Regions from separate parts of the Homo sapiens genome. Here region 2 is linked to region 1. The links are chromatin loops, found by intact Hi-C in ENCODE. Cell type or tissue: mammary epithelial cell. All regions are shown on one strand. Links, peaks and the distances in the headings refer to the core of each region. The heading gives the core; the rest is flanking DNA. Region 1 has its middle 450 kb from the start of LINC00348. Region 2 has its middle 230 kb from the start of KLHL1.

Region 1 (4,409 bases), core at 156-4,155:
ATATACAGACTTAGTTTTTTCCCTAGGTAATATTTTAGAGAACAGAGAGGAATAATAACGATTACATTTTTTAAATACATATATTTAAAAATGAACTTAAGTAAGCCCAATGGTTTGAACTTTAGGCCACTCATTCAAGTTTTGAAATGGCCACAGGGCATTACTGCAGAAACTGAAATAAACTTTGTGCTGTCTTGAAAGTATCTGAAGGTAGTGACAGAAGAATGCCAAAATAGAATAAAGGAAAATAAAATAAGAATTATATATGATTAATATTGCCAAGTTTTAGTTACTTTTATTCCACATTTACGCAATAAAAACTAACTTAATCAAAACCCATCTCATTTTAACTTGATCATTGTGTGCAATATTTCTGCCAAGCCCTCAGTGAGCGAGCTACCAAAACAAAAACATTTAAAATGTAATATTATATTTTAATATACATTGCTTTCCTGAAGGTTTCTTCAGAAATGAAGAACAATGTCTATTAATGATAAAAGCATGTTTTTTTCACTTGTTAATTTGAGATAAAATAAATTTAGACACATTCTTATTAAAATTCAAGCACAATATTTATCAGGAGAGTCACACAAATATATAAATTATTTTTATTTGTTGAATCATATACTGCTAAACCCTCAAAATAATCCTAATTTTTAATCACATCATGCCACAACTTTTATTTTAGTTGACCTTTGGCTGAAGTGGTTAGGTTTGTGAATATGCTTGTCTATGGAAAAGATGAAAAAAATTAAAATCCATGATGAAAATGCTAAAGATGCTATTCTATTAAAGTATTTAATAGACGAGCAAAGGAATAAAAATAATCCTTTACTCTAGAATGTATTAGGAATCCTAAAATAACAAAAAAGATTTTTTGTTATACATTTTATTTTATTCTTGAAAATAATATAAATAAACATTTTAAGGAATTTTTACTGGCAAATGAAAAAATACCTCTCATTAAGATTAGATTTCACATTACACAAGAATTTCAAACATTTAAAATTCTGTATGAACATATCTGTGAAACAATTAAAATTAATGTGGAGCTAATGGATTACGAATTTTAGGTCATGTGTCAAATTGAGAAATAATTCAAAGAGAGTGGAAGAGTTAAAAAATATGAAATTCATTTTTAGCGTTGACAATGTTCTACCAGGAAAAGTTAGCCTGACTCTTACTTTCTTTTCCATAGCGTGTCTTGCCTGTGTACCTACAAAGCCACACTTGTGTGTTGTGTGCAATACGAAAATGCCACAAGGTCAATCATATTCTTTGAAAGTAAGACTCCAATATTTTTGTGGTGTTGGATATTGAAACAATAATAGAACATTAAAAGAATTCCAAACTTCTTATCATGTACATGCTGAAGTAGTAGGTTTCACACAGCAGATGTTTTTCTTTCATTTTATGAATAATTGTATTATACATGGTACAATATAATACATGTACATTATACATGTACATAGTATAAAGAATATATAGAATATGTAAATATAGTATTTACATATAGAAAAATGTATTATATATTTTTCTACAATTATTTGAAAATAAGAAATTTAACAAATGTTTCCCTAACCTTTTAATCTTCCTGAGAGTTTGTTTCATTTTCTTAAATTTAGATGGGTGAGAATTATTTCTTCTATTATTTACTGTTTTATAATCCTAGCAACCCTCAGGTCCCAATAGCCTCAGTCCTATGCACAGAATAAAGCTGTATTAGTAAAGAATTGAGAAATTATTTGGATGTGGAAAAAGGACTGAAAAAAGCAAAAACTTAAAACTGCCAAGCACATATGCCTTGCCTACTGATAATATTGAAAGTATTAGTCAGTCTTCTACCACCATCTGGTGGTAATCTGTGGTATGAGCCAAAGAAGATAATTCTGGTGTTAAGGTACAAATAAATTTCAATTTACAAGCATATTTTAAATGGATTATTTAACTTGATGATTATGGAAATGTTAGATTTTTCTACCTCAAATGTTATTCTTATTTTTAAGTTTCAGAAAGTGGGACAAAAGATGTTCTTATTTTTGGGAGGTTTAACCGACAGTAATATATATTGGATAAACTAATAGCATTCACATTGTCCAAATAATAATTGTTTTTTCAATTCATTTGAAACATATCTAAGTTAATAAACTCTGTATGATTGGGAAATCATTTATTAAGGTAAAGGCTCTCTTAAAATAAGGTGTGTTTGTTTGATTTGTTTTATTGTTATTATGAGAGTTTTGAAACATAATACAATAGGCTACTAACTAAATATATGTAGAATATATAGTAAAATTTAACATGAAGAAAATACTGCTTTTAATTTATTATTAACCTTCTCTAGTGGGGCGTCATTTATAACAAATGGATTGTAAATATTATGCAGCAGTCATATGATAATAGCATCTTATTGTCTGATTCCTTGCAACTCTAAGTCAAACAAGAGTTGAGAAAACATAAATATAAAATTCAAACTTCTCAATGGTATTTTTTTAGCTGTAAAAGATCTTCTCCCTTTGCTCCTCACTGGTCAGCTTCCCAGGTAACAATTTTTCTTGAGAAAATGTGTATAGATCATAAAGGGAGAGAGGAGAGGCATGAATAACCTACTTTTTTTGTTTAGTGTTTTCAGAGTCTTCACTGGCCTCTCTGACATGGTTTGTCTGTGTCTCCACCCAAATATCATCTTGACTTGTAGCTCCCGTAATCCCCAAATGTCATGGGAGAGACCGGTGGGAGATAATTGAATCATGGGGGCGATTTCTCCCATATTGTTCTCATGGTAGTGAATAAGTCTCATGAAATCTGCTGGTTTTATAAATGGAAGTATCCCTGCACAAGCTCTCTTGCAGACTGCCATGGAAGATGTGACTTTGCTCCTCATTCGCCTTTCACAGTGATTGTGAAGCCTCCCCACCCATGTGGAACTGTAAGTCAATTAAACTGTTTTCCTATATAAATTACCCAGTGTTGGGTATGTCTTTATTAGCAGCATGGTAACAGACTAATACAATAAATTGGTACCTGTAAAGTGGGGTGCTGCTGTAAAGATACCCAAAAATGTGGAGGCAACTTTGGAACTGGGTAACAGGCAGAGGTTGGAGCAGTTTGGAGGGCTCAGAAGAAGACAGAAAAATGTGGGAAATTTTGGAACTCCCAAGAGATGTGTTGAATGGCTTAGACCAAAATGCTGATAATGATATGGACAATGAAATCCGGGTTGAAGTGGTCTCAGACGGAGATGAGGAACTTGTTGGAAACTGGAGCAAAGGTGACTCTTGTTATGCTTCAGCAAAAAGACTTCTGACATTTTGTCGCTGCCCTAGAGACTTATGGAAATTAGAACTTGAGAGAGTTGATTTAGGGCATCTGGCAAAAGAAATTTCTAAGCAGCAAAGCATTCAAAATGTGACTTGGGTGCTATTAAAAGTACTCAGTTATATATATTCCCAAATATATGGTTTGGAATTGTAACTTATGTTTACAAGGGAAGTAGAGCATAAAGTTAAAAAAATTTGCAGCCTGATGATGCGATATAAAAGAAAAACCCATTTTCTGAGGAGAAATTCAACCAGACTGCATAAATCTGCATAAGTAGCAAGGAGCCTAATGATAATCACCAAGACAATGGGGAAAATGTCTCCAGGGCATGTCAGAGACCTTCATACCAGGCCCTCTCTTCACAGACCAAGAGGCCTAGGAGAAAAAAAAAGGTTTAGCGGACACATTCCAGGGTCTCCCTGCTCTGTGCAGCCTAAGGACTTGGTGCCTGCATCTCAGCTGCTTCAGCCATAGCTAATAGGGGCCGAGATACAGCTCAGGCCATGGCTTCAAAGGGTGTGAGCCCCAAGCCTTGTCAGCTTCCATATGGTATTGAGCCTGAAGGTGCACAGAAGTCAAGAACTGAGGTTAGGGAACCTCCACCTAGATTTCAGAGGATGTATGGAAACACCTGGATGTCTAGGCAGAAGTTTGCTGCAGGGGCAGGGCCCTAGTGGAAAACCTCTCCTAGGGCAGTGCAGAAGGGAAATGTGGGGTTGGAGCTTCCACACAGAGTCCCCACTAGGGCACTGCCTAGTGGAGCTGTGAGAAGAGAGCCACTGTCCTCCAGACCCCAGAATGGTAGATTCACTGACAGCTTGCACCGTGTGCCTGGAAAAGCCACAGACACTCAATGCCAGCCAGTGAAATCAGCCAGGAGGGGAACTGTGCCCTGCAAAGCCACAGGGGCAGAGCTGCCCAAGGCCATGGCAGCCCCTCTCTTGCATCAGTGTGCCTTGGATGTGAGACATAGTGTAAAAGGAGATCATTTTAGAGATTTAAGATTTGACTGCCCCACTGGAATTCAGACTTTTATGGGGCCTGTAGCCCCTTCGTTTTGGCCAATCTATTTCGGTATTGACTCAATG
Region 2 (4,409 bases), core at 250-4,249, 230 kb before region 1:
GGCTTATATATGTAAAAAACCTGCACATTGTGCACATGTACTGTAAAACTTAAAATATAATAAAAAAAAGTCAAGGCTTGTCTTTTAATCCAGATCCCATTCTTTTGCTCTGAAAAGCTAAGCAGAATTATCCTTTTCTTTCCTTCTTTTCTAGACTTTTTCCTTGCAGCCTGGGTTTGGGAAAAGAGTAGACATGTAAAGCCAAAACAAAACCCAATGGAGCTCATTGAATCCAGTGGGTATGAAGTTGTCCACAAACTTCATGTTACAGAAATAATGATTTGTTTTAAAGCCATGAGATATTAGGCTGCTTTATCTGCACCATAAAACAATTGAAGCTGAAAGTTTACATTGTCAAACTCTTTGATTACTCTAAAAACCAAAATTGTGGTTGAGTTTTGTCAAAGAAAACCAAAGCTAGACGGTGATAGAAACTGTCTACAGACACAGCTAGAAAGTGTGAAGAATAGATTGTATTTGGTACTATTGCAGTAGGGGGAAAGAGACCTCAGGATAGAATGAGGCTCAATTCTGAATACAATAAAGAAAAGTGGGGTGCATGTGGGATTCATGCCTGTAATTTTAGCACTGGGTGTGCTGGGTTTATACCTGTAGTCCCAGCTACTCAGGAGACTAGATGGAACTAGCAGGAGGATAGCTTGAACCCAGGAGGTCAAGGCTGCAGTGAGCCATAATTATTCTACTTCATTCCAGCTTGGGTGACAGAGGAAGATTCTGTCTCAAAAAAAGAAAAGAAAAGTGAAACTCTATAACCAAGAAGAAAGATCTGAGCATCAGGGGACAGGAAAATTTATTAAGAGAGTAGGTAACTGACCTAACAGGATTCTCATGGAAGGCAGTCCAGTATGATCAGGTATCAATCTGAGGATGGTGGGGCATTAGTAGGGAAGCTGGCCAAATATTGAGGATAATCAGATATCGAGGGTGGGGAATTGTTGCTAAACCAACTTAACAGGATTCTTGCTAAAGTTGTGCTAATATTCTACAATCGTGTGATGTCTTTTGAACATGGAAATACAAAAGTCAAACCTTAGTTGAGAAGAGGAGTCACAGAAGCCTGACTAAAGTTTGCTCAAGGAGAGTCTCTGTCAATTATGAGATACTTTTGTAAGTATAGAATAGTCTTTGTCCCCTAGTACTGCTGTAGAACAGTCTATTGCTTGGAGCAGAATGCATCAAAAATATGCCAAAATATTTAATTGGGCTGAGTAAACATTTGACTATGAATCCAAAATTATACTGTAATAAGAACTTAGATAAAATGGACATAAAAGATAAAGTTTTCTTAATTACTCCTAATTTTAAAAATATCTTTTGAATTTCTAAATATTTTAATGTACTTGCCTAAGACCTTATAACACAGCCTGCTTTATGAGAAGTAAAAAAATAACTGACATGAAACTGAGAGAAGGGACTTCTTTGTATGTTTTATGCTTGACAGTCCCCTTCCATGTGACACATCCATTTCATTTTTCATACAGAAATGATGTGTTTTCCCTTGAGGGAATATTTCCTGTGAATGATCAGTCAAGAAGAGGACAGCTTGAAGTCTGCTGCTGGTCTTTGAGTATAAGTTGGTGGATGATGGAAATTCTTAATTAAAGCAAAAGAAAAAAAAAAACCATGATTTAGAAAATATTGTTCTGAGGAAATAAGAAAAACAGGAGACGGAATTTCAATAATCCCCCACCCATCTATAACAAGAAGTGCTATAATGTTCAAAAGGAAAGGAAAAAAAAACACAAAAACTTTAAAAATAACCCTCATGCTTTCACAATCTTAAATTATGAGTTTAGGTTATAATTTACTAACATTATGATGAGAATAATTTATATATCATTTCTAAACATTTATTCTATGTCTATGAAAATAGATGATAATTACTATTTTAAGGTTTTTCTTGTAATTATATGAGAACATCCATCTGAAAATATCTTGTAAAAAGTACCCAATATTAATTTACTTAAATTTTTTTCTTCACTTATCTGCTTTAATATTTTCTTATATGTTATCATAAGTTGTGCCATATTACCAGAAGTTGCATGCTTTTATATAAACTAAACAATTTGTAATATAGACCACATACAGTGAAGATATTTTTAGGCCTATTTTTTAGCCTTCTTGTATATTTTTTGAGCAATTTACTTAGATTCTCAAGCTTTAGTTTCCTACACATTTTAAGCTATTAAATAATTGATTTAGGAGTTAAGAAATTACTTAGGCAGATAGTGAGGGTATGGGAGTCCTCAGTAAGGTTTTCCTTTTTAATGAATAGCAGCCTCAAAATCATTTTCTAACAAACAGCAGCCTGTAAAATCGAGCTGCAGCAATAGATGAGCAAGATGGAAGCTTACAGGGGTGAATAAGAGCAGGAAAAAGCTACTTGGGACTAGACAAGTTCAAAATGGCAGCTCCATCTTCCCTTCCCTTTGCCAGCCACGTATACAGTAAGGAGCAGACAAGATGGCACCTGTCAAGTGGAAAGCCTATTTGCATAATAAGATTAGGGAGGGGTGGCCAGCCTTCCCCATCCTATGGAAATGTCACACCTGATAGAGCCAATCTGTGGGCCCTAGAACCAATCTGTGGGCCCTACATAAATCAGACACTGCCTCCTCAAGCCTGACTATAAAATCTGGCGAACTCTGCCACTGGCTGGCCTTTCCTTTCAGAAACCACTAGAGGGAGAGCTGTTCTCCTCTCTCTTTCTTTCGCCTATTAAACCTCTGTTCCTAAACTCCTCCTAAGTGTTGGTGTCCTAAATCTTCCTGGCACCAGACAACGAACCTTGGGTATTTACCTCAGACAATGAAGCTGTTTCACAATGACAAAATAATGAACTCTAATATGGGTATAAAGTAGAAAATAATCAGTTGAATAACTAAAAGTTACCAAATATTTAGTTTTGCAAATAAAATATTTTCACAAAGATGGAAATTAAATCTAACACAAGTTAGTGAAGGTAAGGAGAAAAAATGCAAGGAACGCTATTTTAATAAATAATGCAAATTAGTCTGTTAATTCTTAAAAATAAAATGTTAAAAACACAAAGTCTCAGTAATATTTTAAGTTATAAGAAGCAAATTAAAAGCTATATGTGTGTGTATGTATGTATATATGACAAATAAAAATATAGTAAAAGGTATACTCTCAATATTAATCAATAAGAATGTGAATCAGCAATTTTAATATCAGTGAAAACGTAATTTGAGGAATAATCACCATGGACATCATAAGGTAAACTTCCTCTCCAGGAGAAAAAACTGGTTGACTTAAAAAAATACTAATCTTGGAACACATTTGCACTAAATGTGATACATAGGTTACATAACAGAAAGCTCACCTGTTTAAAGTATACAATTCAACCAAATCCTATATAATATAGCAAAAGCTATTTTAAACTTTAAAAAGGAAGTTTATAGCAGTAAATGCTTATATCAAGAAAAAAGGAAGACCTCAAATAAACAACCTAACATTGCACCTCAAGTAAGTGGAAAAACAAGAATAAACTAAGCCCAAAGTTAGTAAACTGAAGGAAATAATTTAGATTACAGAAGAAATAAGTGAAATGGAGATTACAAAAAACACAAAAGATCAACAAAACAAGGAAATTCAATGAAATCCAAAAGAAAGTTAAAATCTTATATATTTTAATTATACTATAAGTTCTAGGGTACATGTGCACAACGTGCAGGTTTGTTACATATGTATACATGGGCCATATTGGTGTGCTGCACCCTTTAACTCATCATTTACATTAGGGTCTAACACCAATAAACCAAACAAATTATTTATGATTTTAAAGCCAACATAGCCGTATTAAGAAAGAACCAGACAGAATTTATGGAATTGAAAAACTCACAACAGAAATTTCAAAATACAACTGGAAGCCTAAACAGACTAGGTCAAGCAGAAGAAAGAATTTCAGAGCTCAAACACTCAACCTTCAAATTAACCCAGTCAGACAAAAATAAAGAAAAAATAACAAAAAATAATGAACAAATCCTTCAAGATATGGTATTCTATAAAGCAACCAAATCTATGGCTTACTGACATTTCTGAGAAAAAAGGAGAGTAAGTAAGCAACTTGGAAAACATATTTAAGGATATAATTTAGCAAAATTTTTCCAATCTTGCTAGAGAGTTTAACATACAGATGCAAGAAATCCAGGTAACTTCTGTGAAATACTATACAAGATGACCATCCCCAAGGCTCATGGTAATCAATCCAAGGTCAACACAAAAGAATAAATCTTAACGGTAGCTAGAGAAAAGGGTCTTATTACCTATAAAAGGAAACTTAGCAGACTAACAGCAGACTTCTCAGCAGAAATCTTGCAAGCCAGAAGAGACTGGGAGCCCAGTTTTAAACAAAAGAACTACCACGC

The links. A loop is a pair of places that touch in the nucleus more often than their neighbours do. Peaks named below come from ENCODE experiments on the same cell type or tissue, not always from the same donor. Only the 100,000 strongest peaks of a DNase experiment are listed, where the experiment ranks them.
Region 2: it touches region 1 in a loop (13-fold over the local background); 15 of 110 quality-filtered maps call a loop at or near these places.

What each region holds. Positions count from the first base shown.
Region 1 is chr13:70,566,916-70,571,324 of GRCh38, forward strand. No RefSeq gene overlaps it. Among named protein-coding and RNA genes, the nearest start is that of LINC00348, 450 kb to the right of the region's middle. In mammary epithelial cell, for the core only: a CTCF peak has its summit at 1,855 (motif pointing left); no DNase peak of the experiment used is centred there; H3K27me3 peaks cover 61 bases.
Region 2 is chr13:70,337,304-70,341,712 of GRCh38, forward strand. No RefSeq gene overlaps it. Among named protein-coding and RNA genes, the nearest start is that of KLHL1, 230 kb to the left of the region's middle. In mammary epithelial cell, for the core only: a CTCF peak has its summit at 2,699 (motif pointing right); no DNase peak of the experiment used is centred there.